2 separate regions of the Homo sapiens genome follow, and region 1 is linked to region 2. A link is an interaction called in ENCODE POLR2A ChIA-PET data of the cell type or tissue named here. Cell type or tissue: K562. All regions are shown on one strand. Each heading gives the region's core, and the rest is flanking DNA. Links, peaks and the distances in the headings are about the cores only.

Region 1 (15,224 bases), core at 3,699-11,698, 420 kb before region 2:
CTGAAGCCTTCCAATTTCTTGGTTGCAGCTGGACATGCTCTCAGAGCAGATCAGACACTCTGGGAAAGAAAAGGGGTACCCCATTGTCCAGCCCGGATCGGGGTAGCGACAGCAGAACCTTCCAGGGACAGCCCACCTGTCTCGCCTGGCCCCGGGGCTCGGCTGAGGATGGCAGGATCCCTGGACTGATTAGCTTCTCCAGAAATAGCTTCATCCAAGAAAACGACCTTTCATCCAACAAAATGACCTTTCGACTTCTATATATTTTATCCTCCCAGCCAAGCATCCTCTCATGAGTATTTATTAAACACCTACCATGCGGCAGACATTGTGCTTGGACACACTTGCCAATTGTTTCCTCGGAACTTGTTTTCCAGGCAAAAGGAGGTGTTGATGGATTAGCTATAAGCCTTAGCTCTCTCCGAAGCGTTTCTTGACTTACGATTGGGTCTTGTAGGAAAATGCTTCATTTTAGTGACTCTTAAACCGATGCCCAGTGTTTATTTCTGATGGACAGAGATCGTGTGATTCGTGCCAGATAAAGATGGGAGCTGAGGGGATTTGCGAGAATTGTAGGTTCTACTTTTGATGTTTTTCCGCAGTAGGTGGGAAGGAGGAGTCTCCCCAAATGAGAAAGAAGTAAGACAGGAGGGGGTCCTGCAGCCTTTGCTTCCTGGGAGGCGCTTGGATGACTCACAGCAGGGAGTACGGAGCAGCCGCTGGCCGCCGCAGCCCTGGTTACTGCTGCAAATTTATCTCCCCAACTACGGCCTCTCCATCTGTTCTAATTACAAATGCAAAAAATAGCTAATTTGCAATGGCATCATAAAGAGGAAAATCTAAGTGATTTAAGAGCTGCTCTGTGTTACGTGGAGCGTGTTTTACACACTCCAGTCAGAGAGAAACTGCTTGCTCCCTGTGTTGAGAGAGTCCCCTCTTCTTGGCCAGTTTCTGATTTGCCCTGACTGTGGGAGAATTATTATAAAAAGTCACAAAGGGCAAGGAGCTGGTCCTGAGAATGGGACACACCCTACTCTGCTTCTGACAAAAGAGGCGGTCACTGTAGTTACAACTCAAGGCCAATAATCTGCCTTGATCTCTAGATTATTTCAACTTCTTGGCAAAATATGTAATGTGGACACAGTACCATGAGTCTAACTATAATACAAGTTATTTTCTTTTTTAGCCAGGCACGGTGACTCACACCTGTAATCCCAGTGCTTTGAGAGGCCGAGGGGTGGGGATTATGTGGGGCCAGGAGTTCAAAAACAGCCTGGGTAACATAGGAAGACCCCATCTCCACAAAATTTTTTTTTAATTAGCCAGGCATCGGCCAGGCACGGCGGCTCACACCTGTAAACTCAGCACTTTGGGAGGCCAAAGTGGGCAGGTCACTTGAGGTCAGGAGTTTGAGACCAGTCTGACCAACATGGTGAAACCCTATCTCTAATAAAAATACACACACAAAAAAAAACTAGCTGGGTGTTGTGGCGGGTGCCTGTAATCCCAGCCACTTGGGAGGCTCAGGCAGGGGAATTGCATGAACCCGGGAGGCAGAGGTTGCAGTGAGCTGAGATCGTGCCACTGCACTCCAGCCTGGGTGACAGAGTGAGGCTCCATCTCAAAAAAAAAAAAAAAAAAAAAAAAAAAAAAATTTAGCCAGGCATGATGGCACGTGCCTGTAATCCCAGTTATTCCAGAGACTGAGGTGGGAGGTGAGAGTGAGAGGATCACTTGAGCCCAGGAATTGGAAGTTGCAGTGAGCTATGATGGCACCACTGCTCTCCAGCCTGAGCGACACAGTGAGACTCTGTCTCTAAAAAAAATGAAATAACAGTTATTTTCTCTTCAATTGTGCCAGTGATGAAATGATAAGAATGACGGTGTTCAGGACATCCTACCCCAAAAAGCGGCACCTTGGCATACTGAATATTTATTTTTTCTTTCTTTTCTTTCTTTCTTTCTTTTTTTTTTTTCTGAGATAGAGTCTTGCTCTGTTGCGCAGGCTGGAGTGCAATGGCGCAATCTTGGCTCACTGTAACCTCCACCTCCTGGGCTCAAGCGAGTCTTCCTGCCTCAGCCTCCCGAGTAGCTGGGATTACAGGCAAGTGCCACCGTGCCCAGGTAATTTTTGTATTTTAGTAGAGACGGGGTTTCACCACGTTGCCCAGGCTGGTCTTGAACTCCTGACCTCAGGTGATCCACCCGCCTTGGCCTCCCAAAGTGCTGGGATTACAAGCGTGAGCCACCACACCTGGCTGGCATACTGAATATTTTAAGCTGAAGGAACTTGAGTAAACAGCAGAAGCAGGAAGGTCCCCCTGGCCTTTCCCTCCCCTTCTTGCCTGAAGCAGGGCATAAGATCCTCATGTGACAGCTGCCCTTCCTATACCCGGAGGAAAGGGACATCCTTATCTCTGAAGACACAGCATCACAGGGAAGAATCTGAACAGGCTGGCTAGGTTTCCCCCAGTTTATTACTATTAGATCATTCTCTTTTTGCCCGATCCCATTTTTCCACAAGTGTCCACACTTCATCAAATCTGCCATAAAAACACACAGCTTTAGCTGTTTCTGATGGGGTCTGCATTTCCTTTTGAAGACTCCCTTGTCATGTAAAACTTAAATAGATTTATATGTTTTCTCTTGCAAATCTGTGTTTTGTTACAGGGACCTCAGCCACATACTTAGTATGGTAGAGGAAAAAGATATGTTTCTCTCCTACAATGGTTTATCATGAATTATCTTAGTAAGGGGATGTACAAAGGTCTGTGCACATGCAAAGTCATAGATGTGAACTTTCTTTTCTTCCTCTCCTCCTCCTCCCTTTCTCCTAGCTTTCCTCCTATGCCTTCTGTCTCTAACTGCAGAAGACCTTATCAATCACTGTAGCAGCAGCAGCATGGTGCAGAGGAAAGAGTGATTTGGAGTCAGGGCTGCCTCTAGATTTCTGTTGTGCTTTGCCACTCTGTGGTTATGTAAAAACAGAGCAGGTGACACCCTCCCTGAGCCTCAATTATCTTAGGTGTGGGTGGGATCGAGCAGCACCTGTCCTCCCTCCCTGACCCAACCTTTCAGTTCATAGGTGAGAAAACAAGGCCCAGAGAGGCACCTGGCTTGGTCTCATGGCTAAGATCCTGCAGGGCTAAGATGAGATCCTGGCCCTTGCATTTAACCCCTGCAGTCACAGCGACCCAGGAGGTGTTAGACACACTCTTGGGATCCAGGACTGTACTGGCTGCTGGAGGAGAGTGGAGGAGAGGTGTGGGGTGGGGAGGGCACAAGCTCTGGTGTAAGCCACAGAACAAGAAGACACTTTCTCTGCTGTTGAGAAGCAGGTTGGTCCTCTTCACTCCTCCCTCAGGAGTAATTGAACTGCTTGCCAGGTTCATCTTGCCCACTGCCAAGATAGAGCGAATTGATCAAGACAGAGGAATTGCAATAGAGAAAGAATTTAATACACATAGAGCCAGCTGAACAAGAGACCAGAGTCTCTTATTATTACTGAAATCAGCCTCCCCAAAACTTTGGAAGCCAGGGTCTTTTGAAGACACTTTGGTGGGCAGGGTGCCAGGGAATGGGGAACACTGATGGGTTGGTTTGGGGATGAAATCATAAGGAGCTGAAGCTGTCCCCTTGCACTGAGTCAGTTCCCCTGGGTTTGGACCCCAAGACCAGATGAGCCAGTTTACTGGGCTAGTTGGCACCCGCTGATCCATTGGAATTCAGGTTCTGAAGAATACCTCAAACACCAATCTTACCATTACAATAGTAATGGTATCCATAGAAATAATTGGAGAGATTTGTAATCTTGTGACTTCCAGCTGTGATGTGGTTTGGATATTTGTCCCCTCTGAATCTCATGTTGAAATGTGATTCCCAATGTTGGAGGTGGGGCCTGATGGGAGGTGATTGGATCATGGGGGTGGATCACTCATGAATGGGATCCCTTTGGTGATAAGTGAGTTCTCGCTCTGAGTTCACTCAAAATCTGGTTGTTTGAAAGTTCGTGGTGCTACCCCCCCCCGTCTCCCCTGCTCCTGCCATATGATATACCTGCTCCCCTTTTACCTTCCGCCATGATTCTAAGTTTCCTGAGCCCTCACCAGAAGCAGATGCTGGAGCTGTGCTGCTACAGCCTGCAGAACCATGAGCCAATTACACCTCTTTTCTTTATAAATTACCCAGCCTCCAGTATTTCTTTATAGCAATGCAAGAATGGCTTAACACAGGCTGCATGACTTCTGGGCCATAACTTCTAATCTTGTGGCTAATTTGTTGGTTTTACAAAGGTGGTCTGGTTACCAAGTAAGGAGGGGGTTTGTTTGGGGAGGGGCTGTTATCATCTTTGTTGCAAAGTTAAACTAAAAACTAAATTCCTCCCAAAGTTAGTTCTGCCTATGCCCAGGAACAAACAAGGGCAGCTCAGAGATTAGAAGCAAGATAGAGTTGGTTAGGTCAGATTTATTTTACTGTCATGATTTTCCTATGTCAAATTTTCCTCACTGTCATAACTTTTGCAACGGTGGTTTCAGTAGGAAAATAACTTCCTTGGGAGTGCTGAGACCTGTATTCTGAATCAGCATTGCCGGGAGTTTATAAAAAAGACCTGGGGCAAATCACTTTGCTCCACTGGGCCTCAGTTTTTCCCTCGCTGTAAAATAAGGTTGAACAAAATGGACTCTAGGAATCCGTCAAGCCCTAAAACTCTATTATAGTATTATTGAACCTAATTGTAGCACAAGCCTTTGTTTCATTAACTGTAGATTTGAAACCCTCATTTGCTCTAGGAATCCTTTGGTTGCTGTAAGAATATTATGACTTGTTATTTCTACCTTTAGTGATGGTATCTATGCAATAGGGAAGATAATAAAAATTCTTTCTGGAAAAATAAAAAATAAAAAGTAAATGGGTCACTCATATAAGTGAACTCTGAATAAGCTGTAAGTAGACTATTTGAAGCAGAGAGAAGAATCTATTTTCTAGGATACTATAATCCCTTTTAAGTGAATTCTTAGTGTGATTATCAGATGATAAGTTCTTCAGAGTTGTTTTGCAAATAAATGATGAAAGAGGGGAGGGGGTGTAGTGAGAGGGTAAGTTCCACTGGTTGATGAGACACAATCCTCAGATTGGTCTCTCACCCATATTTGCAGGAGAGCTTGTTCAGAAATCTGAGATTACATGATACAGGATGAAACTACATCAGAGTCAACCACCTAGACTAGGCTAACCTTTATAAAAACAGCCTCCATCACATAATGTTTAACATGTAAAGATAAGTGCTAGAATTTTCTTCCCTTGCTCACTGTTCTGGCACTTAGCATAAGAAAAATGTCTTCATAACCCCGCGTACTGTTCACTTGTGTTCAACACATGCTCAGGAAACACTACAGATCACATTGTCTATGCTGCAAGCTTCCATACCTGCCCTGTTTCTGCTCCAACTGCATGCACACTTAGGATTCTGTTCCAGAAGCTCAGTGATACCGTCTAGAGCAGTTCAAACAGGAGAACAACTTTTCTTCTATTTTTAATTTAAAGATTAACATAAGTTTTATTTCTATTTTTAATTAAAGATTTGAGAGTTCAAACGGTTTTTAAAAAGGTTTTGAACTTAGAGGAGAGCAAATCAGGTGTCTGTTATTACTTGCTCTGTGGCCTCAGGAATTTTGCACTATGGGCTGGGGTGGGGCTGGTTTGGATATGCCTCGCAGTTGCATTGGACCTGTTGTCCAAGAGTTTCTGGTTAATACAGAAACGCAGTCCTGAGGTGCACAGAATCACTGGGACAGGTGTGTCAGAGAACATTCAGAATAGAAGAAAGGTTGGCAAACATAGACAAAGGAATCAGAGCCTTAAACACCATCTTTCAAAGTCTAGGAAACTGGGAGCAAAATTTCCACTTTTGTTTGGCATATTCTCAGGGTTTTGGAACTTTTCAGAAGCAATACAGAAAAAAAAATGACAAAACAAAAGAAACAGCATTTTCTTTAAAAGGGAAAAAGGAAAAAACTGTTGGCCACTCATTGTCATATCTAGAGAATGGAGAAAATTAAGAAAACCAAAGGGCTTTTTACTTTTCATTTATATGCATGAGTAAAACCTTAGTTTTATCTTGTTGCTTTTAGTGGAAGAAAGACATTTTCAAATTGTATTCACGGATTGATTTTTTGGAATAGATGTAGCTTCTTTAGATTTCATCAGAAAAGAATTCTTTTCTATTATAACTATTTGAAAACAGTATATTTTTAGCCATTAAACAGAACTTTTGGAGCTGTGACCAAGTAGTTTTTGGAGCAGTCCATGAGTTTGGGTGTTTGTGTGGATGGAGTTCAGAACACACTGCTCCATATACGATACGCTGACATTTGAGGAAACAGCAGAAGCAGGAAGGTCTCTTTCACCTCCTTCTCACCCTTCTCCCCTGAAACAGGTAATAAGACCTTCATCTGAGAAGTTCCCACTCTATACCTGTCTTTATCTCTGCAGACACAGGGACACAGAGAACACTCTGAACAAACAGGTCTTGCTAACTTTGTAACCACAGGACCAGCCCAAATTGTGCCTAGTCTGTTGATAACAAAATGTCAAGTTACTTTGTAGGTAAAGCAGGGCCGAAAATGGCAAGCCATGTACTTTTTAGGTAAAACAGGGCCAAAAATTGCAGGCGTGCACAATAGACAAAGCTTTGACCTCTAACAACACCTGGAACCAATGATTCCTTCCCTTAGAACCAAAAAGACCAGGGCATGACCCAAACCTGAATGCTGTAACTCTTTCAGAAGATCTGGGGCAAAAATCTGTCTCGACATCCCTGTGATGGTTAACATAGAGTGTCAACTTGATTGGATTGAAGGATGCAAAGTATTGTTCCTGAGTATGTCTGTGAGGGTGTTGCCAAAGATTAACATTTGAGTCAGTGAACTGGGAAAGGCAGACCCACTCTCAATCTTAGAGGGCACCATCTAATCAGCTGCCAGCGTGGCTAGGATAAAAGCAGGCAGAGGAGCGTGGAAGGACTTGAGTTGCTGAGTCTTCCAGCCTTCAGCTTTCTCCTGTGCTCAGTGCTTCCTGCCCTCGAAGATCAGACTCCAAGTTCTTCAACTTTTGGACTCTCGACTCACACCAGTAGTTTGCCAGCAGCCCTCGGGCCTTTGGCCACAGACTGAAGGCTGCACTGTTGGCATCCCTACTTTTGAGGTTTTGGAACTCAGGCTGGCTTCCTTGCTCCTCAGCTTGCAGATGGCCTATTGTGGGACTTCACCTTATAACCATGTGAGTCAATACTCCTTAATAAATGCCCCTTCATATATACATGTATCCTGTTAGCTCTGTCCCTCTAGAGAGCCCTGACTAATACAATACCTTTTCATAAATGGTCAAACTTGAAGCCCTCCAATCAGACCCTGCCAAGCCAACATTCCTAAATCCTTTCCCATTCTCTCTGATCCCTTAAAACTTGCCCCCAGATCCCACATCTCAGAGACAGATTTGAGCCAGTCTGGCTGATTTTGTAAAAAAGCCTTTCTTTTCTACAAAGCTGGTGCCATAGTTATTGACTTCTGTGCACATTGGACAGCGAGCCCATTTTCTTGATCACAACTTTCCCCACAGTTTATGATAGTTAGATCATTCCCCCTTTTTCCAATCATACTTCACAACTATCTACTGAGTTTTTCATCAGATTTAGCATAAAAATAACAGGCTTCGCTGTGTCTTCAGGTTTTCATTTCCTTATGAAGGCTCCCATGCTACTTAAAACTAACATTAAATAAAGTTGTACACGTTTCTCTTGTTAATCTGTTCTTTGTTATAGGGGCCTCCGCCATGACTCCAGCCATGGGAAAGAAAGCTGTTTTTTTTCCCTACAGTATTTTATTGTACTCAGGCACAGAGACTTCAGAACCTGAGTGAAAAGGCCTCCCCTTAAGCTGTAAATGACACAGTATAAAATAAGTTGTTTGCTTTTGACACAGAAATCCAGTCAGAGCAACTCCAAGAGCAAGTTCTCCGGTTAATCTGACATGACTAATTCAACTAAAGTGGATTTTAAAAAATGACTTTAAAAGTAGACTGCATCCCAATTGCTTCCATCTAAACCACCCTCATTTCCTGTTCCTCTGCATTTTCTATTCCTGCTCTCTCCCCTCCTAGAATTCTGACCTAGCGTTTCCATAACACCCCGTGAACTGGAGGAGCTTTCTGGGTAATTAGCATGCAAATGCGCATTTCAATGCGCAATCATCGACAAGCCTTCAACTCTCCTGCTGAGGGATTGATTTTGTTAGAGGGCTGCAGAAGGTGTGTTTTTCATTTAGACATGCTTGTGTGGCTGTGAACACAAAGGGTAAATTCCATCTAGGCAGTAATTGATAAGGAACCATACGTGAAATGAGATATATTGCCATAGCAAAAAAAAAAAAAAAAAAAAAAAAACAAAAACCTGTGCTCTCTATTGGTCTGTTAGGTGCTGGCTGAAAAACGAGGATATCTCAAGGAATATTAATTTTGAGCAATTCTTTCTTTCATGTATTTAAAATACTGTTGTAAAGAAATTTATTTTAAAAAGTTTCAGATTACCTGCAAAATGGCTGTATTAGAAGTTTATTAGATCATACAAACTCAATGTATTATATCTAAATGTGACTCCCTTAAAAATGAGAGAATAGAGCCTTTGTTCCTTCCTCTTTTTCTCTTTTACTGGAGAGAGGTTAGTAAAGGTTTACTCTGGTGACATTTGGAAATGACACTGGGCTTGCCATTTTCTTTGGTAAACAGTTCTGCTTGGAGTGCCTAAAATATGTATCCTTAAGACCAGATTTCCCTGGCTTTCAGATGAGTTTTTAAAATGTGGTTTTTTGATGGGAAAATATTGTTCCTGTCCGTGTTGATATTTCATGGCTGGGATGACACTTTTTGTTGTATCTGAATGAGACTGGGCAGGGGGGATTCTGCAGCTCAGTTGTCAGGGGAGCTAGAAGCTTTTGGAGCCATCTTTTGGCAAGAAGGTGGTTGCCTGAAATTTGAGCTCTCTGCCTTTTCAACAAGGAGAGCTCAATTGACCCATGGGATGGAGGAGGTAGGGAGGGGAGCTTTGAGGATGAAAATGCACCCCTTCTTAGCATCCAGAACTGTCAGAGGCCTGTGAACCAGAGCAACTCCTTCTTGAATAGGAGCTGGGTAAAATGAGGCTGAGACCTACTGAGCTGCATTCCGAGATGGTTAAGGCATTCTAAGTCACAGGGTGAGACAGGAGGTTGGCACAAGATACAGGCCATAAAGACCTTACTGATAAAACAGGTTGCAGTAAAGAAACCGGCTAAAACCCACCAAAACCAAGATGGTTACGAGAGTGACCTCTAGCAGTCCTCACTGCTACACTCCCACCAGCGCCATGACGGTTTACAATTGCCATGGCAATGTCAGGAAGTTACCCTACATGGTCTAAAAAGGGGAGGTATAAATAATCCACCCCTCGTTTAGCATATAATCAATAAACAACCATACAAGTGGGCAACCAGCAGCCCTTGGGGCTGCTCTGTCTATGGAGTAGCCATTCTTTTGTTCCTTTACTTTCCTAATAAACTTGCTTTCACGTTACTCTGTGGACTCACCCTGAATTCTTTCTTGCTTGAGATCCAAGAACCCTCTCTTGGGGTCTGGATCTGGACCCCCTTCCTGTAACAGAACTATGGGTACATCTCTTTTCTTTTTGTTTTTTTTAAGCCTATAAGGGGACAAAATGTTAACAGTATTTCGTTACCTCTGGTCATGGGACTATGAGTGATCGTTAGTTGCTTCTTTAAATACTTGTCTACATTTGACTCTACAATGAGGCTGTATTACTGCGATAGTCCTAAAGTGTCAATTATTGTTAAAGCTCTCCATTCTGAAGAAGGTCGAGAGGTATCAGGCATGGAGCTAGCTGGTTGTCAGCAGGAGTGAGCCCCATTTTAGCTGGAACCTCATCCTGAGCTGCCCAACCCTGTACGGGCAGCCACCTGCCTTCTGCAGAGTTGTACTGGCCAGAGCATGGTGCATCTGGGGGTGTCTCCTCCCCACAAAGGAAACTTCCATTCTCCGCAAGGTGTCAGAAGAGCTGCCTCTGCTCCCCATGTTCACCTGGCAGGGCTGCAGTGCATTCCTTACAGCTGCTCTTGACTGTGGGACCAGCTTCCAGAACCTTGATTTATGAAACTATTTGGTGTCAGGTGATTTCTCATCAATATCCTATCACCCAACTTTTCATGGTTTGTGGCTGCTATTCCACAAAGCTCAGGCCTTTGAGAAAGCACCAGTGACTCAAAGCACAGGAGAAAGAAGAAGGTCCAAAATGCAACTCCCCAGTTTGGTTCTTACTGCTCAGCTTTCCTTTGAACAAATGACAACACTAGGGACCTGGGAATGGTAGCTGCTGAGGATAGTGTGACTTCTGAGCACAGGGGTGTCCCCAGCCCCTCTCCCATCATGCCTTTCCTCAATAAATGCCTGTGTTCTATACTCCAGACAGGAACACAATCTGCATATTCAGTAGGCCATTAAGTTTAAAAAAAAAAAAAAAGGTCCTGATGAATAGACTGGAAACAAATAGATCAAAACACGTACTCTGTGGTTGATAGAAAAATATTTTTCTTTCTTGCTGTATCTTCCATATTGTCCATAATAAGCAAGTATCTATTAAACAAAATATACATTCTATTTGTTCACCCATACATGAATTCCACAATGAAAGAGTCAGTCATTTGGCTTCAAGTTTTTTATGCTTTCATGATGCAGATTCTCCTAGAAGGTCTTTTACAGTCATGTGGTGGAGTTCATCCTTCTAGAATGAAGGTTTTGGAATTGAGGGACCCCAGAGAGCAGGCTCTGATAAGCCTGAGGAGGTGTGTGGCAGGAGGATGCAGGGGACTGGGAGAAAAGGCTGGAAGGTGAGTTGGAAAATCAGCTTTGCCCATCACAGGGTTTGCCAGGGGTGGAACCTTGTGACTCAGCACATTTTGAATCTTAAGTTCAAACTTGAAGAGCAGCCTTCCTTCTACACACCCTCCCCACTCAGCAATACTGGAATTCCTAGAAAGCCCAGCTGTTGCCTGGAGCACTCAAGATCAGGAAACAATGGCTCTTCTGAGCCCCTCCCTCACCCTTGAATTTCCAGGGCTCTAGTCTTGAGCTCTGCTCTTTCTCTCTGGGAGAAAGGGAAGCGGGAGTCTCTGGATGTTTCACAACAGAAAGTCCCACTCCTGCCACTGAGTGATTAAATATGATTTTTCTTTTAAGAAAAAAGAAGCCTTTTATCATACTCCTAGGGCTGTCAGAAACCATTTGGGCAGATTTTCCTACTCTTGTTTTTACATGCAAAAATGGGAGGTGGATGGGAGGGGAAAAAAATCTTTCTCTTCTAACCATTTTATGTTCATTGGATGAGGCCCTGAACATTAGGCTGTCAAAAGATAGATTAACAAGAGGAAGTCATATTAATTTACTTAATCTGAGTTTTATAAGACACGGGAAGCTTCATGAGAAAATGAAGACTCAAAGAAATGGTTAAACCTGAGTGTTTTTATGCTTGATTTGGTGAAGAGTGGAAAGTCGTGGAAAAATGGGATAGGGCAAAGGTGTATGAACAAAAGTAGCCAACTGGAGGAAACTTGGCAAGACCTGTTCATTCAAATTCTTCTCAGCATCCCTCTGTCTTCAGAAATAAGGATTCTGCTTTCCTCTGGATAGAGGTGTTACCAGAAAGGGATCCTGATCCAGACCCCAAAAGAGGTTTCTTGGATCTCACGCAAGAAAGAATTCGGGGCAAGTCCACACAGTAAAGTGAAAGCGACTTAATTAAGAAAGTAAAGAAAACAAATGGCTACTCCTTAGAAGACCAGCCCTGAGGGCTGCTAGTTGGTTATTTTTATGATTATTTCCTCATTTGATGTTAAACAAGGGGTGGATTATTCATGAGTTTTCTGGGAAAGAGGTGGGGAGTTCCTGTAACTGAGAATTCCTCTTCTTTTTGGACCATATAGCGTAACTTCTGGACATTGCCATGGCATTTGTAAACACTCAAGGCACTGGTGGGAGTGTCTTTTAGCATGCTAATATATTATAAGTAGTATATAATGAGCAGTGAAAGTGACCAGGGGTTTATTTTGTCGCCATCTTGTTTATGTTGGGTTTGGCCGGCTTCTTAACCACATCCTATTTTATCAGCAGGGACTTTGTGACCTGTATCTTGTGTTGACCTCCTGTCTCCTCCTGTGACTAAGAATACCTAAACTCCTGGGAATGCAGCCCAGTAGGTCTCAGCCTCATATTACCCAGCCCCTATTCAAGAGGAGTCGCTCTGGTTCAAATGTCTCTAACAGAGGGAGAGCACATGAAGGTCTCATGACCTGCTTCAAGGGAAGGCGAGAGAGACCTGTCTGCTTCTGCCACTTTCTCAAATTCCTTTGGCTTAAAATATTCAATATTCTAAGGTGCCATGTTTTGGAGTAGCACTTTCTGAACCCCATCAGAGGACATACCTGTCCTCATCTTGGCTCACTCTTACAAAGCACAGCAAGAACAAGAGAGGAGAATTTTCAATTTGCTCAGGAAAATGTCACCAAACCAAACTTGGGTTCACCTACCCAGCGCAGCAAAGTCAAACACTGACATCGGGATTTGCAGCAAGAGAAAGTGAGGCATTTATTGCAGGGCACCAAGCAAGGAGAGTTGGCAGCTCATACTTAAGACCCAAACTCTCAGATGGTCTACAGGTAAGGGTTTTCAAAGGCAGAAAGGCAGAGGTTACAGGCAAAGTCATAAATTCATACATGGAGGCTATACATTGGTTTGACCTAAAAGGCAGGACACCTGAGCAGAGGGGACACAGGCCATAGGTGGATTCAAAGATTTTTCTGATTTGCAACTGGTTAAAGAGGTGATGTTTTGTCTAAACATTTGGGATCAACAGAAAAGAATGTTAGCTCTGGCTTGTGGAAGTGACCTCCTCCCGGCCCCTCAGGAAGAAATTTAGAACAAAGAACTATAGTCAGAATGCAGTCCTTAATTCCCCCCTTATCTAAGGTCTACATGCCAGTGGAGAGTTTTATTTATTTGTTTGTTTGTTTGTTTTTTGAGACAGAGTCTCGCTCTGTCACCCAGGCTGGAGTTCACCCAGGCTGGAGTTCGGTGGCGCCATCTCGGCTCAGTGCAACCTCTGCCTCCCAGGTTCAAGTGATTCTCATGACTCAGCCTCCGAAGTCGCTGGGATTGCAGGCATGCGCCACCACACGTGGCTAATTTTTGTATTTTTAGTAGAGACGGGGTTTCACCATGTTGGCCAGGCTGCTCTCAAACTCCTAGCCTCAGGTGATCTGCCCACCTCGGCCTCCCAAAGTGCTGGGATTACAAGCGTGAGCCACTGCACCAGGCCTAATGAAGGGTATTTTTCATTTAGTAGGATCTGGGTCTCTGAAAAACAGCTCAGGGACATATGTTAAGATCTTTAGTTTCTATAGGGAACCCAGCATTTTGTGACTCTCACTTCCTTGGTTATTCTTTTAAGTTACTATTATCTTCTTGTTTATCAAGTTGCTCATTTACTTCTCAGGGGTCACTTAGGGACCTGGAATTTTCCCTTGAAGGAACTCAAGCTTTTCGTTTATTTCCTGCTTGCTTCCCAGCATGCCCCTAAGAGGGCTCCTTGCTCCCTCTCAAAAGCGGTTTGATCGACTGTTCTCTTTACTTCCAGTGGAGCCCTAGCTAAAAGGAGGGAGGCTATGAATTGTTTCTATTTTTTTCCACAAGTTACCAAATAATTCTTTTAGCTTTTAAAAATTAATTTTATTTTCTAATTAATAACTATAAGCTGTGTATACATTCAGGGTGCATGTGGTAATTTAATATAGTCATATAATTTGTAAAGATCAAATCAGTGTACTTGGGATATCCATCACCTTAAATATTTGTCTTTTCTTTATGCTGAAACCTTTGAATTATTCTCTCGTAGCTACTTTGAAATGCACAACAGATTATTGTAAATCATACCCTACTGATGTATCAAACACTAGCTCTTATTTCTTCTATCAAATTATATATTTGTACTCCTTTATTTTTATGTCTGAAAATCTGGGTCCCAGTGTTACCGATCACAGATTCTTAGGCTCTCATGCAGTGGAAATTGACAGGAGGCTGAGAAACTTTCCCATACAAGCTTTATTGGGGCTTATGTTCAAGCACAAGGCAGACAGTGTAGGAGCAAGAATTCTCCAGCTGGCTCCTGGAGGGTAGGTCTTTGCAGTGTTTTAAGGAGGGTGATATGAAGATCATGAGGTATGTGAGCATCATTACATGTGCAAGATAGAGCAAGGGGGTGCAGGTGCAGGGAGAAATCATGTTAGTACATACATTGCCTGATCAAAAAATGGCACATCAGCCCCTCCTGAGGTGGGGATTTTAGTAGTATAACAAGGCAAAGAGTCAGGATCACTTATTCTCCTGGTCCTGCGTGCATGCAGGTGATTGAGGTTACCTCTCTTGGGTAAGTTGTATGGTAGAATGCTGCTTATCTTAGTTTTCTCACATAGTTTGCAAGGCCTCGTTGTCAGCAGGTATATATGAAAGAAATGCATTAGTGGGGTTGGTGCCACGTTCCTTCCCTGCTCTATCCAAGTGGGGAATGGCATGGATGGGCTGAGAATGGATGATACTCATTGGGGGCAACCTCTGTGTCAGGAACCGTTTCCACTGCTTTATGTTCATTCATCCACTTACTTCTCAAACAACCATATGAGGAGGGAGCTGTCGTCATTGCCGTTTTCCAGGCAAAGAAACTGAGGGCCAGGGAGTGACTTGTCCGAGGCCACTCATTTAGTAGCAGAGCTAGGATCTGAACTGGGTTGTTCTCGGCTGGCGTGTCAGCTGAAAACCACTGCACAGCCTGCCCCCAACCATGGTGCTTGTGGAGGGTCTTTTCTGATTTTGCTCACATCTATGTGTAGCAGGTTTTTTTAAAGTTTATTTTAAGTATCTTTCCGGGTGTCATGCTAATTATAATGTACTAACAATTTACATCTGTAATTATGTACGAGTCTAGGGAGTGAGTGATTCTGTAGCTTGGAAAGAGACGATTCAGTTATTATTCCTTGTGAAAACCAAGGAATAGCTATAGTCTAATAGCTATTGCCAAGTCCCAAGAATAGCTATAGCGTACCACCGGGTACTGGTGCCCACCATCATTTAAT
Region 2 (15,224 bases), core at 4,477-12,476:
TGCAATAGCCGTCATCCTTCTTTGATGATTTATGAGTCCCTGTTAAGTCAAACATTTTCTTTCAATATTCTAAAATTAACAATTTCAAAAATCTAGTGAGCTTCATGTAGAGGATTGTGTTTTAATAAAAGTGATCATTCAAAACACCTGTTTAACTCATAGCTTTCAATTCCAATCAAAGCACTGTTAATCCTTTGCTTGGGATGTCTTGATTTTTCTTTTTCTTTTTCCTTAAAAAAAAAAAAAAAAAAAAAAAAAAAAGACAACACATCCATGCATCTATTGGATTGATATTTGATTCTTCTTGGTAAACCGCCAGTTTTAATTAAGTTTGCAAATTGATATCTGGCTGGAAATTGGATGAAATTCAGCATAGTAATTTCCTTCACGTGTTCTTCGTGTTCTGGAGCAGGGAGTGTGAATTTACGTGGCTGAAGACATTATGTGACTTTAATTACACCTGCTTTTGTGAATGAAATACAACTTTTTAGTTTTGATGGTGTTCATAACAATCCTTTTATGCTTCTTGAAGGGAAGGGATCAGTAAAAGGATATTCAGTTTTAAGCTATGGCAACTTTTATTCACTATAGCAAATAAGTTCACATAGGGATTTTAGTTAGGAAAGCTTGCGGCATTTTGTATTGTGAAAAAAATGTACTCTAATTTTAAAGAAATTTCAGGATATTCCGCGAATTGTGCACACTCTATGTTCTTGACAATTTGTATTCTTGAGTATATTACCCACTTTTTTCCCCACTCATTTTTAAGTCAATTTGAACCTAAGAAAAGTTGGACATATACATACCTTAAAAAAAAAAAACCTCTTAATCCTAATTCTCAAATGGAGAAATTAGAGAACTATATTTGTTTTGTGTCTCTAAGTTAATCAAAATGTTAATTCTTTTTTTTTTTTTTAGCTTCTTTTGATTTCTCAAGTATAAAGTAAATGGGTGTTTCTGGTAAGCTCAGCTGGTGTTTCTCTGAGCACTTTTTGGTTTTGTTACGTGCATGATAAACATGCATGGTAAAGGTTGACAGTTACCTAAATGGCTTTCGGTATTCCTTCTTGGCTTCCTTGGATTTTATTGGCTAATTGATGTGCTTTAAATGTTTTTTTCTGATGTCTTTGATTTGGTGGATGCTCTTTACTGAGGATTCTTTCTGTCCCATTTCCTAACCACCACATCTTGACCATGAGTCATTGTTTTTCTATCAGTGTAATCAAATTAATTTGATTTAGTTGAAGGTATGGGCTAGGGCTTCTGGTGGCCTTGAGAATATACCTTCCAATTTTGCTGTCATGGCACTGTTAGCCAACCACATGCTCAGGGTGGTGCTAACAAAAACACTGTCTGAAGAAGACTTTAACAAGTGCTAATATTAAGATTTTAACCAAGTAAGAATCACTACTAAGATTCTTACACGGGCATAATACTTTTAATCTTACAGAAGAACTGTAATAAATATTCTAAGGCACCATGATTTTTGGACTTTGTCCTTCACTGAACTTCAAGGTCCTACATACTTAAAAACAAAAGCCAAAAATATGTCAATGAATTTCTTTCCATCAAACATACAATAACAATAGAAAAGTGGGTTTTTTTCCCTCCCCCTTCAAAAATTGATCCCTGTTCACTAGGAGAATAATTTCCGTTTAAGATACTTATTTTGAAAATTACTTAGATGGGATCCAGAAAAAGTAAAGGGAAAAAGAATAAAGAGTAAAAATGAGTAGTTCTGTTGTACTCTTCCTGCTCTTTCCTTTTGGTTACGTATTTAGTTTGAATAGGAATGCTTTAAGACATACTTAAATAATAATTTAAGTCAGGAAGACTAATTCTGGGAAGAGGAGAGGAGAACAGTTATTGAGAGAGGCTATAAATTGAGGTCAGATTAACCAAAGAATATGGCCATCCATATAGAAACTTAATATGGAGACAGAAGAGATTGTTCAAAGAAAGGGGAGAGTGTGGCAGAGAAGAGTGGAGTTAATTTACTATGATATACTTAATTTTATATGGGGTATTTTAATCAAAACCCAATGCTTTCTATATTTATTTTCATTATAAATTTTATTCATTCATTCTTAGCAAGTACACTCAACCAGGATGATCAAACCTGCTTCAACATGTAAGTTATTATCCAAAATGCAGCCTTCCTGGAGCCCCATTGGGGATCATTAGTGCAAATTCCACTGTGTTCTTTGGTCCTGGGGGACTGTTCAGGAGGAAGGTGATGCCAGAATTAGCCGATCGAATTGCGGCACTCAGTATCTCCAAAGAGCAGATTTTCCAGAGATAGTATTCACTTATACATCCATTACAGAACTGTCTTCATACTTATTTTCAGATTATCCATTCAGAATCATTCTGTGACTCTGAAAAATCTGTTTTAGAGTATACTTGCTGAGATCCTTTTAAGTAAACAAGTACTTTTTACATTGTCCAGCTTGATGGGCATCAAGACTGTTGAATGAACACGTTTTGTGGGATTTTACACTCTTTGTGGCCGAGTTGCTTTGCTTTGGTGGCTTGTGTCTGAGTTGTGGTTTCGTCTGGGCAGCATGGTTGCTGCAGCCTTTTGGCCGGTGCACTTTACACTGCTTGTCTTGCTTTGTGCTGTTTGCCACCTGGATGATTCCATCCAGCCATTGAACCTCACTGCACAAAGAAGAAAAGAACAAATAACCCATGTGTGTTAGGGCATGCAAGATGCTGGCTTTCTTGAGGATGGCAAATCTATGAATAGAGTCTGGATAGGCTAAGTTATGCAGCATGTGTTGTTATGTTTGGGCAGGTTTCCATAGTCCAAGGCACATCAGCTGAGCAGTAGCAGGTCTAGCTTCTGGTCTTGATGCTAAAAGTAATTTCTTGTGTTATTTTAGTAATAAGTCACTTATTTGGCTTCAGTTTATTAATCTTTTTGTCATCTTTAGGTCCTTTAAGCTCTTAAACTATGGAATCTGTATCTTAGATCGTTATGGATGGGATCAACAGATGAGGATATAACGGTTTGAAAAGAGCCATACTGACAAAGGTGCTTAGTTCCAGAGAGACCAACCTAGGTGTCAAATCATGGGGCCATTTTCACTCTTCTGTGGGTTTTAAAATATACACTTCCATTCCAGACCTAAAGCTTGTTTGACGTTTGCTCTTCCTTGCTACCCTACATAGACATACATTGCCTCCATCTTTAAAATGCTCTGTAGTACTTGTTTATTGCTATTAATGTATAATTGGCCTAAAACAACAAGTGTTTATTTGCTGGGGATTCTGCAATTTGGGCTGGGCTCTGCTGCGCAGTTCTTCTGGTCTCACTCACGTGGCTGCAGTCACCTGGGGAATCACTGGATCTGGGGCTGTTGTAACCACCTTCCAGAAGAACAAACCCAGGGCTCAGTGCTTGTCAGGCTTGTGCTTATGGTCTTGTTTGCTGATTGCCCACTGGCCAAAGCCACCCTCGCGGCCAGTACCAGAGTCACTGTGGGAAGGGGCTGCATAAGGATGTGAACACCTAGGAGTGTGATTCATCGGGGACCGTTAATATGCAGTCGTCCACATATTTACACGCTGGGCTTGTATTTTGAAAGTCTGTACTACAGACTTGAAGGACATGTCTCTATTCCCTGTCCTAGGCTGTAAACTTTCAGAAAGTTTTGCTTGACAGTATCTACACCCCTACAGCGAATGAGGTGAGTGCATAATAAGTTTTGACTGTGTATGGCAGCTCATGCCTATAATCCTACCACTTTGGGGAGGCTGAGGCAGGAGAATCGCTTGAGGCCAGAAGTTCAAGACCAGCCTAGAGAACATAGTGAGACCTTGTCTCTACAGTGTTTTTTGTTTGTTTGTTTTAATTAGCTGGGTGTAGTGGCACACACCTGTAGTCCCAGCCACTCAAGGGGCTGAGGTGGGAGGATCCCTTGAGCCTGGGACGTTGAGGCGGCAGTGAGCTGTGGTCATACCACTGCACTCCAGCCTGGGTGACAGAATGAGACCCTGTCTTTAAAAACTAAAAATAAATAAATTTGAAAAATAAATCAGTTGTGGTGACAGAGGTGGGTGTCTGTACTTCCCTGAGTATGGCCAGGAGAGAACGTTTCCTGTTCCTTCTGGTTCTTTCTCCAGTTCCTTTTCAAGACTCCATTGTGGAGTCCTCTTCCTGAAGATTTTCACAATTTTTTTCTCTCTGAATCCCTTTGTGGCGTTATCAATTCCTATAGCTACGCTTTTCCTAAAGCTTTAAATAAAATCTCTTTGCCGATTACTTCTAAATGTTTTCAGCCTCAGAACCACATTTGTGGCTGCATGTTAAACATCTCCACATGAATAATCTGTGGACAAACCAAAATAATGCATCTTCTACGTACCCTAAGTCGACTTCTCTTTCTGCGTTTCCTGTTTTTGGTAATGGCTTCACCACTCTTCCACTCTCAAGGGCGTGAAACCTCTTAAGCATTCCTAGCACCTGTTGCTTGGTCCTGCATTGTGATTCTGGCCTCCAGTCCTCATCCTTGCTTCAAATTATATTCCACACACTGAGCTCCTTAGAGGGTCCTCGTCATAGAACCCCCCGGCTCATAACTTTCCATGCTTCCTCGCTGCCCACAGAACTCGGCCTGGCACTGAAGATCCCCATCAGTTTGGGCCTTTTAAGTTCTTCAGCCATTTTCTGGGTGTAATGACATGCTCTCTTGAATAAGAATCCAAATCCAAGTGTTTTCCCTCCTTCAGGGTCTGGCTCCAACATTTCCTCCTCCTCAGACAAACTCAGTGGGTAACAGTCTCTTCCCTCTCAATACTATCACAGCCTTTTGTGCTGTTAGCAACTTTTCTTTTTATTTAAAATGGACATTATTTTTTTACAGAAGTTTTAGGTTCACAACAAATTGAGAGAACTGTGCAGAGAGCTCCCACAAAGCCCTTCCAGACACACACATTCAGCCTCCCCACCACTGACATCCCAGTTGGCACCAGAGCAGGACGGTTGTTACATTCGATGAACCTGCCATAACATTTCATTGTCAACCACAGTTCACAGTTGACATTAGGGTTCTCTCTGTGTTGTACATTCTGTGGGTTTTGGCAAGTGTATAATGATACATACCCACCATTATATTAATAGTATGATACAGAATAGTGTCACTGCCCCCCAAATCTGTCGTGCTTCACCTCTGCCTCCCTCCCTCCCCCAAATGTGCTGCACTTCTCATACTCACCTCACTGTTTCTGTTGCTCACCTATGACTCTCTCCACCCCATCGTAGTCTTCTGTTACTATATAGATCTCTAAAAGATGTAGATTACATCTTTGAAATCCCAGTTAAAGTGCAGTCATTATCTCCTAAGACCCAGGTTTTATAGAAATTGGAAATTTTCTTTGGGGACACAAGCCACTAAGGTTAGTGGTTACTTAAGATGAAACTTGACAGGGGAGACATTTTACAGCCTAGTAAAGGTCAGTAAGTATTTGGTGACATTAGAGATGATTTATGCTTTATGTCATAGTTGTGTATGCTCCCTCCTAAATGGTTTCTCTATAGATTAAAAAAAATGTATGCTTCCTAAAACACTTTACACCTCTGCTATGGAGAGGGAGAGAGAGAAAGAGAGAAGAATTGGACCTTGGACAGGAATACATAAGTGCATCCTTCTTTAAGGCAGTCTCCATTTCTAATGTGAATAATAACCTCTTAATTGGTTTTCTAAATTTGGACTTATAAAAGATCCTATTATAAGAAACAAGCGAGTAAATGCCAAACAGGTTAACAGTAACATATGCAGAATATGGTATAATATTGCTGCAAAGAACTCGGCCAAAACGGATACAGCGTTCTAAAGTTGTTGGAACAGCCTTGTCAGCAAGTGTCTAAATGTTCCCCCAAATCTGTAACCGCTAAAGGAAACAAACTTGAAAATAAACAAGAAGTACCATAGGAAAGGAAGGTGATACACCAGAGCAAGACATTACAGTTTCCTATAGCAAAAGGTGTGATGCATGATAGTTTTAGATTGGCCAGCAGTAATGAAACAGGCAAGGCCACTTCTGTTCTGTCCCGTCCTCTTTGGCTGGGCTCTTTGGTCTCTTCTGTGATTTGTGGACACAGTTTTCACAGGTGCTCAGGGTGGCATTGCCTCTCAGCTGCTCTGTGAAATATCAGCTGCAGGTTCTATGTTGAGTTCATGTTCATAGTGACTCTAAGTCCCATAATCATATTTTGATTTAACTACATTTTGTTTTCAATAAAAGTCAGCAAAGATCTATTAAGCGTCTACTCTGGGGCAGCCCTCTGGGGACAGTGATGACAATGACAGTGAAGTGCCTGAGCCAGGCACTGTTGTGGACTCCGTTTTTCCTCACAGCAGCTCCACGCTCCTAGCACTGCATCTGAGATGCCTTGAGAAGCCGACACTCACTTTTCTACCTGTGAATTCGCTTGCTTGGCCTCCCGCTTGCTTATGCCCAGTTGCCTCCATACTGGGGCAAAGATCCGAGAAAACAAAACTACATGCGAGTGTTTAGCATTTATTGTTTCCTTGGTGACCAGTTGTGTGAAGCATTTTTGGAACATATTGCAGACAGCTCTGGGTGTGGCGAGAAGGAATGACGGTCCGGGTGAGAAGGACTCAGCGCCTGCCATGTCTCGGATCCCTTTGACCTGGGTTTCTTGCCCCAAGGTCCCCTCCCCTGCCTGTACCCTTTGCTCCTGGCTCCAAGGAGCACCCCAAAGTTCCAGCCTATCCTGAATGATGAAGATAATTATATTTTTTCCCTCTCCTTACTGGTAGCTGGGACAAAGTTGGGATTTTTTTCCATGAAGGTATTTTTACTGTGGGTAAGTGGGTAAAATAAAAAGAGCAGAGGATCGCATAGACTTACAGAAAGTGAGTGTGTTCTACAGAAAGGCTGTGTGTTTGTTTAATCTAGCTCCCATCTACCTCGTAAGCAGCTTTCCCTCCGGCTACTTTAAGTAGTTGAGCAGGTTTTTCTTTTTCTTTTAAAAAATTATGTCCCTTTCATTTATTTATGTGTTTATAAAACAAGAGGCAGTTGAGAGCCATGGCCAAGAGCCCAGGTTCTGGAGCTGTGTTGCCCAGATCTGAATCCCCTGCGCCATGCAAAGGTCTCTGTGACCTTGAGCCATCACTTAACTCAGCCTCTGCTTTCCTACTGTAAAGAGGGGGGCTGTGTAATAGTTGTGCCCATTTCACAGGGTTAAGGTGGTTACATGGGAGGCTATTGGGGTGGTTAGCAGATACCCGATGTATACTAAGCCTTAAATAAAAGTTAGCCTTAGTGATGTATTGTTATGGGCCATTTTTTGAAATGATGAATGTTGAGGATGAAAAGGGGCCATACAAATAGAAAACCAAAGAATATAAAACAAAATATGAAACTCAACCGCTTCCTACAAGTAAGATATTTTTTTCTTTTGATTGGAAATTATCCATCAAATTTGATAATGTAAGAGAGTCAAGAATATATTATGTCCTATTTCCCCCTACCTTTTTTCCCCATAATTTTTATTTCAAAATAAGCTCTAGAGATTCTTAGCTGGTTCAGCAGGTCATGGAGTAAAATTAAAAAATAACAATGAAGGGGCACTGAGCTAGGTGCCAGGGATATGAGTGTGCCTGGTGGCCTACACCGGAGGTCATGCTTCTTGCACATGGAATAGAGCAGATGACATTGCTTATCCCAGTGGGGTGTGAGAGAAATACTCCAATTAATTGTATGTAAGGTGCATTTTGTGGCATAAAAATGACAAATCCAGCTAACACCAACTTGTCAACTTTAGTAAGGATGGTGCAGATTATTAGGGAGAAAAACAATGTTGTACATACTATACTAAAAATACCATTTTAATGTTTGTTTTTATTTTCATTTTGAAACAATTTCAGACATAAAAATGTAGCAAAAATAATACAAAGAACTCCCATATGGCCTTCACCCAGATGCTAACATCTTATATAACAAATAGTACAGTTATGAATATGAGGAAACTAACACTGATACAAGATGACTGCGTAATAATAGAAAGCTCTTATTTACATTTCCGCACTCATTCCACTTTTGTTTTCTTTCTTGTCCAGGATCACCTGATGCATTTGGTTGTCATGTCTCTTAGTCTCCTTTAATCTGGACTATTTCCTGTCTTTGTCTATCATGACCTTTACACTTTTCATGAAGACTGGTTATTTTGTAGAATGGCTCTCACCGAGAGCTTGCTTCCTAATGATTACATTCATTATGCAGTTTTCACGAGAATACCAGAGCGTTAGTGTTGTGTCCATCTCAGCGCACGTATCAGAAGGCGCGTGATGTCCACTGATCTCATCACTGAAGCTGTTGACTCTGGTCAGTTGGTTACGGTGATGTCAGTGTCAGCTCTCTCCACTGTTAAGTCACTGTTGTTTCCCTTTGTTCTTAAGTATGTTGTGGGAGATACTTAGAGATTGTGTAAATATCCTGTTTCTCAGCATACTTTTGCTCAAAAAAATTGAACATTTATTGCTGATTCTTAATGTGTAACAGTTATTACTGTGGTATTTGCAAATTGCTGATTTTTTAATTTTCATTATTCCTTCTACATAGTTGAAATTGTACTGTAAGGAAGAGTTTCCTCTTCTTCCATAGAACGTGAAATCATAGATTCTTATTCTATGGCTACTGTATTAGTCTGCTTAGACCCACCACCAAAATGCCATCAGTTGGACGGCTTAAATAACAGATACTTATTATCTCCCAGTTCTGGAAGCTGGAAAGTTCAAGATCAGGGTTCTGACAGGGTTCGGTTTCTGGTGAGGGGTCTCTTTCTGGCCTGCAGATGACCACCTTCTGCCCCTGTCCTCACATGGTGGGCCTGGGCTGGGGATGGGGGCATTGAGCTCTTTGGTGTCTGTACTTAAAAGGACATTAATTCCATCAGATCAGGGCCCACCCTGATGAACTCATTTAGCCTTAAATACCTCCTAAGGGCCCCATCTCCAAACAAAGTCACACTCGAGGTTAGGGTTGCATTGTAGGAATTTGGGGGAGACAAAAACATTGAGCCCATGACAGTTACAGTCTGTTATTATCACTATTTACAAAAAGGTTATTAAAAAATATTTGGAAGAGGGATTATTGCTAAAGCAAAGAAACTCTGTATTGACCATCAATACAAAGTAAAACTGAACGTCGTATCCTGTGGTGTGTTAGTATACCGTGTGTGGCCTGTTGTGCTGCTTTCTGGGCAGGGTGCATGACTTGGCTCCTGATCGCGAGAAGCTGTCATTTTAGTTCCTACCTACTCTCTTGTCCCTGTTGCCATGTTCCTGTCCATTAGTATTTAGTCTTGTAAGAAGAATAAGAGAATTGATGTGTCAAACCTTGCCTGAGTCTGCTGGCTTAATTGGGTGGATGATGATGGAAGGTGAGAGGACCCAGAACCCAAGTATGTTGTAGTAATTGATAGATGGTGAGTCATCCCTGCAATTTGCATATCCTGTCCCAGCTTTAGAGGACTGTTGGGGATTTTGAAACCAAAACTTAACAGAATATGAATTCTGCTGTTGCTCAAGTTTTTGAGTTTGTTACCCTTTGTGGCTCATTCTGAAGTTTTGCTGATAATCATATATTTGCTAATGTCTAAAAACAGAACGGTTGGGTCACTGCTGTAAGGCAGATAAATACAGCAGTTCTAGAACCTGCTGACTTGGTGGATTCACATCTACAAGGGAAAGCAGTTTTCGTTGTAAAAATCCCCATTTCATGTATAAGAAAGATGATTCCTATCTAGTCATGTTTTTAACAGTCATCTAGTAATTCTGTATTTTAACATCTAAGTAGCTACTTATATTCTGAATAGCTACAAAGCAGAGCACTTGAAACAATCTTTAAAACATAGGGCTAGAGGAAAAAATATAAACCACATGATTAAACTGTTATGGTGATCATCAGGGACAGTGTAAATCATTATGGAAATTAGGTGGAGGAAATGGCATTGTATCATTACCAGCTTCATATCAAACAAAAAGGCTGTTTGATATGAAACCCCAGCCCTCCAAATAACTGGGACCACAAGTGCATGCCACCATACCTGGCTTTTTTTTTTTTTTTGTAGTCATGAAGTCGCCCTGTGTTTCACAGGCTGGTGTTAAAACTCCTGACCTTAAGCGTCTTCCCTCCTTGGCCTTCCCAACATGCTGGGATTACAAGCATGAGCTACTGCGCCTGGCCTTGGGTGTGCTTTTGGAGTCAGATGGAAACTTCTTGAGAAATACAGAGAGCATCTTGTAGCTAGTCCAGTCAACCAAAGACATTTTTGGAGAACATCTAATACCGCTTCCTTTTGTCATCTAGTGAAAGTAAAATATCTTTTTTTCTTAATCCTGTTTTGAAGACATCTTATAGAAAGGAGGGCTCCCCTGCTCACTCCTTCTTTAGAATTGAACACTTTTATTATCACATGTATCATGTATCTACATGTGCTAATAAAAACAAAAACTACAGCAAAGACTGGGTTGTCTTTGGTTGGAATAGGAAATATATTTCCTCTAGAGTGTTAAAAAGGGTAAGAGAAAACTAGTGAAACTGATTTAGCTAATTTAGTCAACAAGTTAGGAAAATGACATTTCCTAAAGTTCTGATGGGGTTAGCTCTACCTCCTCAGTGGAAATAGTAAACCACCTGGAATTTTACTTTTAGTATATGTCATTATTTGTATTTTAAATTTATCTTCAGTGTTGTTTATATATTACTTTAAAGTCACTCTTGATTTTTTTAATTATAATACAGAACTTTGTTTTCTTTTAAAAGGACAACTTATTTTATAGTTAGCATAGATTGCTTTCCTCGAAATAAAAATTGTCATTCCATTCTAGCATCCTCTGCCAATTGCAGTATGACTCGAGGTATGACTGCAGTTGTCTTAGAATCATAGGTCTAGTGAGTGCTTTAGGCTTCCACATTTTTGAAAAGAATGCAAGTATGGTGGACCTTTAACCACATAAAAGTAAAATATTAAATGAAGCATGCTTTTAATAGCCATCCTGTCATTTTTAAGGTTTCAATAGTGTATGTTTAGAGGCAGTGAATTTAAAAGTGTTTGTATATTAAAGCTTAATAATCCTTAAGCATTATTAAGTTTCTGGTAAATTGTTCTGTTTGATGGGCTGTCAACAAATCATGTGGAAATAAGAGAGAAAATTGTTGTTTTGGATTTTTTTAGCAAGGAGAGTTATGTAAACCAAAAACAAAATTCTGAGGTCCCCAAACCATCTGAACGGACCCCTCCTGTAGGCCAAGGGTGTTCCAAAGTTAACCTGAAAAACGTGTTCAGGCCATGATGGAAGAGGGGGTTGGACATGCCTCATTCTACCATTTTCCCTTTTGGAATTCAGGAGAAGCCAACCAGCATTAACCTCAACACAGATCTTAAGTCTGATAAGAAGCATTTACAGTCTGTTCTTTCTGAAGCTTGCTACCTGAAGGCTTCATCTGCATGATATACCCTTGGTTTCCAAAACCCCTTATCCTAACTCAGACATTGCTTTCTATAGAATAACTCTTTGAACCAGTTGCCAATCAGAAAATTTTTCAATCTACCTATGACCTGGAAGGCCTGCCTTCCCCTGCTTCAAGATGTCCTAACCAATGTGAATCTTACGTGTATCTGATATCTCATGTCTCCCTAAAATGTGTGAAACTAGGCTCTGCCCCAGCCTCCTTGGGCACATGTTCTTAAGATTTCCTGAAGGCTCTGTCATGAGCCGTTGGTCACTCATATTTGGCTCACAATAAACCTCTTCACATTACAGAGTTTGACTCTTCGTTGACGTTACTGTTTCCTGAGTATACAGCAACAATTTAAAGCATTTAGGGTACAATTTTTTCTGTGATTTTTGAGACTTTTTCTAACGATCAAGATTCATACTATAAAAAGGACTTAAATAATGGATATGAACATTTATAAGTTTGAGATGCTGTGCACATTTACAAAAACAAACAACTTCTTCAAAAATTGCTTGGCTGGTGGAATTAGTCTGTGGAGAATATTTTATTGAATTTATTTTATGCCAGTAAAATAATCTTTTAGTAAGTCATCTTGTGTTTAATCAGTCTAAACTTTGGTAACTTGGTAAACAGAAACTTAATCATTGGCATTGTAGCTTTTGGGTTTCTGAGAGATCATTATGAATATCAGGATTTTTCTTTGCTAGATATAATAGTAAAATCACTTTAAAAGTTTATAACCCAGGGAATGAGTTTAAAATTTGGTCAACAACTGTTTCTTGTAGTTGGTTCCTGGGATGTACCAAGTGTGCAAAAATGAATAGATCTAGTCCCCACCCTTAAGGTAGCTGTAATATTGTAGGGAATAATGACAACCATAGGCCAACTTTTCTCTCATTAGGAAAAATTGTGTTTTATCCTGTTGTGACAGCTAATGCTTATATTCTTACATTCTCCCTAGACTGTCTTTACATAAGAAATTACTAGAGTCCTCAAATAAAGAATATCATGGGGATTCTTAAATTTGACAGTAAAAGACCTTGCACACAGGCAAAGCCCTTGCATGGTGAGGTGGCAGCAATGAAAGCACAATGTGTCATGTATCCCAGCAGGTTTGTACAAAGCCACAGCCAGTGGCTTTCCTTATCTTTTTTTTTTTTTTTTTTTTTTTTTTTTTTTTTTTTTTTTATTACATATTAGCTTTTGGTTAAACAAATGCAGGTCTATTTTCAGTATTTCTTTCACATTCTTGATGAGCAGGGAAAGGCAATGTATTAGAGTTTATGTAAAAGAGATATTTGTGAGAAAATATTAAAGAAACTAATACGCTATTTAAGATCTGTATTATTCACCTAATAACCTTTGAGAGATCACTTAGGGCAATCTATGCTGTTCCTAGGAATATGTGTGTGATGCTGGGTGGTTTGGTGGGAGAGACTGTGAGAGTTAAATACTCACAGTCTGCATTTTATCTTGATGAAAACTGTTAGCCTCAAATGATTCAGAAGAATTTTTAGAGGTTTCCAGGTTTAAAATGTAGTGAGAACTGCCTGGATTAAATCTGGGTAGATTGCATGCTTGATTCATGTTCATAGCATATGGAGAATGAGAAATTAATGTTAATTGATCTAATTAGGAATTAGGATTCTCTGACGTCTAATTCTCTGGTTTATTTTGCTCATCTTTTTTTTATAGTTGATAGAATACATAGAATGCGTGGGAGGAGATGGGGAGAAGAGAGAATTATTTATGCAAAACTCATGTGATGGCAAATGCCCTTTTTCCTAAAGTAATGAAAACAACTAGTAGCAGTTTTGTTCTCTTGACAGTTTGTGAATAGGAATATTTGTGGGTAGGAGATATATATTAATTGGCATGACATATTTTTGAAAATGAGTCATGAAACTGTGACAGTTGTTTTTTACTAGGCTAAAAGAAAGTACTTGTTATTTTTGTTATTTGTAAAGCTAAAGTATTTTTTTGTGAGTATACATGCGTCTAAATATAGATGAAAATATCCTGTTTTCAGCTATGAAAAAGAAATTGAGCTTATGGTTGTTTTATAAACCACACCCCTATACTTTACATTAAAATATGAAGTAAATTTGTATCTATACCGGGAAGTGATTTTCTGCACTTCAGTGTGATGATGGAATATAGGTGTGCTAAAACCTAAAGTGAAAAATCTTTGTAACAACTTACTGTACTGGGTAGCTCATCCTTATTCTCCTCAATTTTCAGAAACATTTTCAGGCACAAAAGAAAATTATGTAAGAAATGTAGTGTGGTATGTCTTATAAACAATATCCTCGTGTTCTGAATACAATAGCTTTGAAATATTACTTGCTAAACAATTATTTCTTTAGACAAAACTTGAGTTGTCTCTTGGCTTTTATTCTTTTAACAACATGCATTTTTAGAAATAGTCTCTTAGGCTAAAGAACATAACTCACCAGGAAAACATGATTAATTCAGTATATGAGAAAAGCTCTGAGCTCAAAAGCAAGTTACTCTTTTTTTTTAAGCAGAATATATTTTAGAAATTTGGGTAGGAGAAATTAATATAGAAGATTGGGATTTAGATATCAAAATGCTGAGTACCCCATGCAGTCATCTGATTTATATTCCGAACTTGCATAGTTTTTGCAGGCTCCTGGAATGCAGCCTCCCACCAGGCCATGGGAAAGACTCAGCGGGACCACGCAGGATGGCTATAATGTCATCTCTGTCCATGTGGCACTCACTTCAAGACTCCAGAGTCCAGCTAGAAAGGACTCTGGAGTCCATTGTGTAGGTGACATTGGTGTAAGCACAGGCCTTTATCAGAAGTCTGAATCTACCTTTTCTTCTTGTGACCCAAGAGATAAGAAAGGCCATTTCCCCTCCCTCCTGAGTTATTTAACTTTATTTCTCTTCTGTTCAGTGAGAATAATCTTATTTCAGTGTTGCGAAAACCACGTCTATGTGAAAGGTTTTTGACAGTGTTTAAAACATGATATTGCTGTGGCTAAGCGTGAATGCTGTTGTCGTGGCCCTGCCTCCTGCCTCTGGCCAGCCTGAGTATAAGAGGATCACTTTCTTTCTCAGCACTGCCAACTAAATGCCAGGAGCATGTAGAAGAGGAGAGGATCGTATCACAAATACCTGGGGACTGTTTTGTTTTTTTAACTCCAAAGCCCACCGCCAAATATCCTGTTTCCTCATCCCTGGGGTAATAGATGCATAAAGATAGGTGTATTTTGAAAACATCTCCCTTAGAACAATAGACTCCAGATTTTTTTGGATCACATAGCTGTGTTTATGTGAAATCAGGGCATACGAATAACATGTATTGTGATGTATACATTATAGTCATATAGAAGTATTAATGTTCTATACATTTTAATGCATATTTAAGACTGAAAAAGGTAAGATTAAGTATTTTCAGTAATTTTAACACTACAGAAAATCTTTTGCTCTCCGTTAGAGATTTTTTCATGAAAGCAGTAAAACTAATTTTTGAATTTTCTGAAAATGTTGTTTTAATAGTGATTTTTTAAAAGCCTAGCTCTTAAGTTTAGCATATTTTGATTGTCAGTTTTAATGGCTTTCATTGCTGAAAAATACACCCCACAAAGATTTGTAAATACAAGTGGAAGAACTGTATCACTGGCCATTTTTACTAAATCATACGAAATTATTATGCTCCTTTTCTCAACACATCTCGCCAGTTATACAAAGGTTTTTAG

Evidence for each region. Peaks named below come from ENCODE experiments on the same cell type or tissue, not always from the same donor. Only the 100,000 strongest peaks of a DNase experiment are listed, where the experiment ranks them.
Region 1: POLR2A ChIA-PET joins it to region 2 with 10 read pairs; 2 of 35 experiments call an interaction of 5 or more read pairs at or near these places.

The regions. Positions count from the first base shown.
Region 1 is chr10:23,049,071-23,064,294 of GRCh38, reverse strand. The region is part of intron 2 of LOC107984215 (a long non-coding RNA gene); the gene reads left to right. Among named protein-coding and RNA genes, the nearest start is that of MSRB2, 39 kb to the left of the region's middle. RefSeq lists enhancers at 7,979-8,518, 11,646-12,146. In K562, for the core only: no CTCF peak of the experiment used is centred there; DNase peaks (open chromatin) are centred at 8,204 and 8,474.
Region 2 is chr10:22,625,052-22,640,275 of GRCh38, reverse strand. All of the region lies in intron 1 of PIP4K2A (phosphatidylinositol-5-phosphate 4-kinase type 2 alpha), which reads left to right. Among named protein-coding and RNA genes, the nearest start is that of PIP4K2A, 82 kb to the left of the region's middle. RefSeq lists an enhancer at 2,457-2,666. In K562, for the core only: no CTCF peak of the experiment used is centred there; DNase peaks (open chromatin) are centred at 8,345 and 9,445; H3K4me3 peaks cover 502 bases.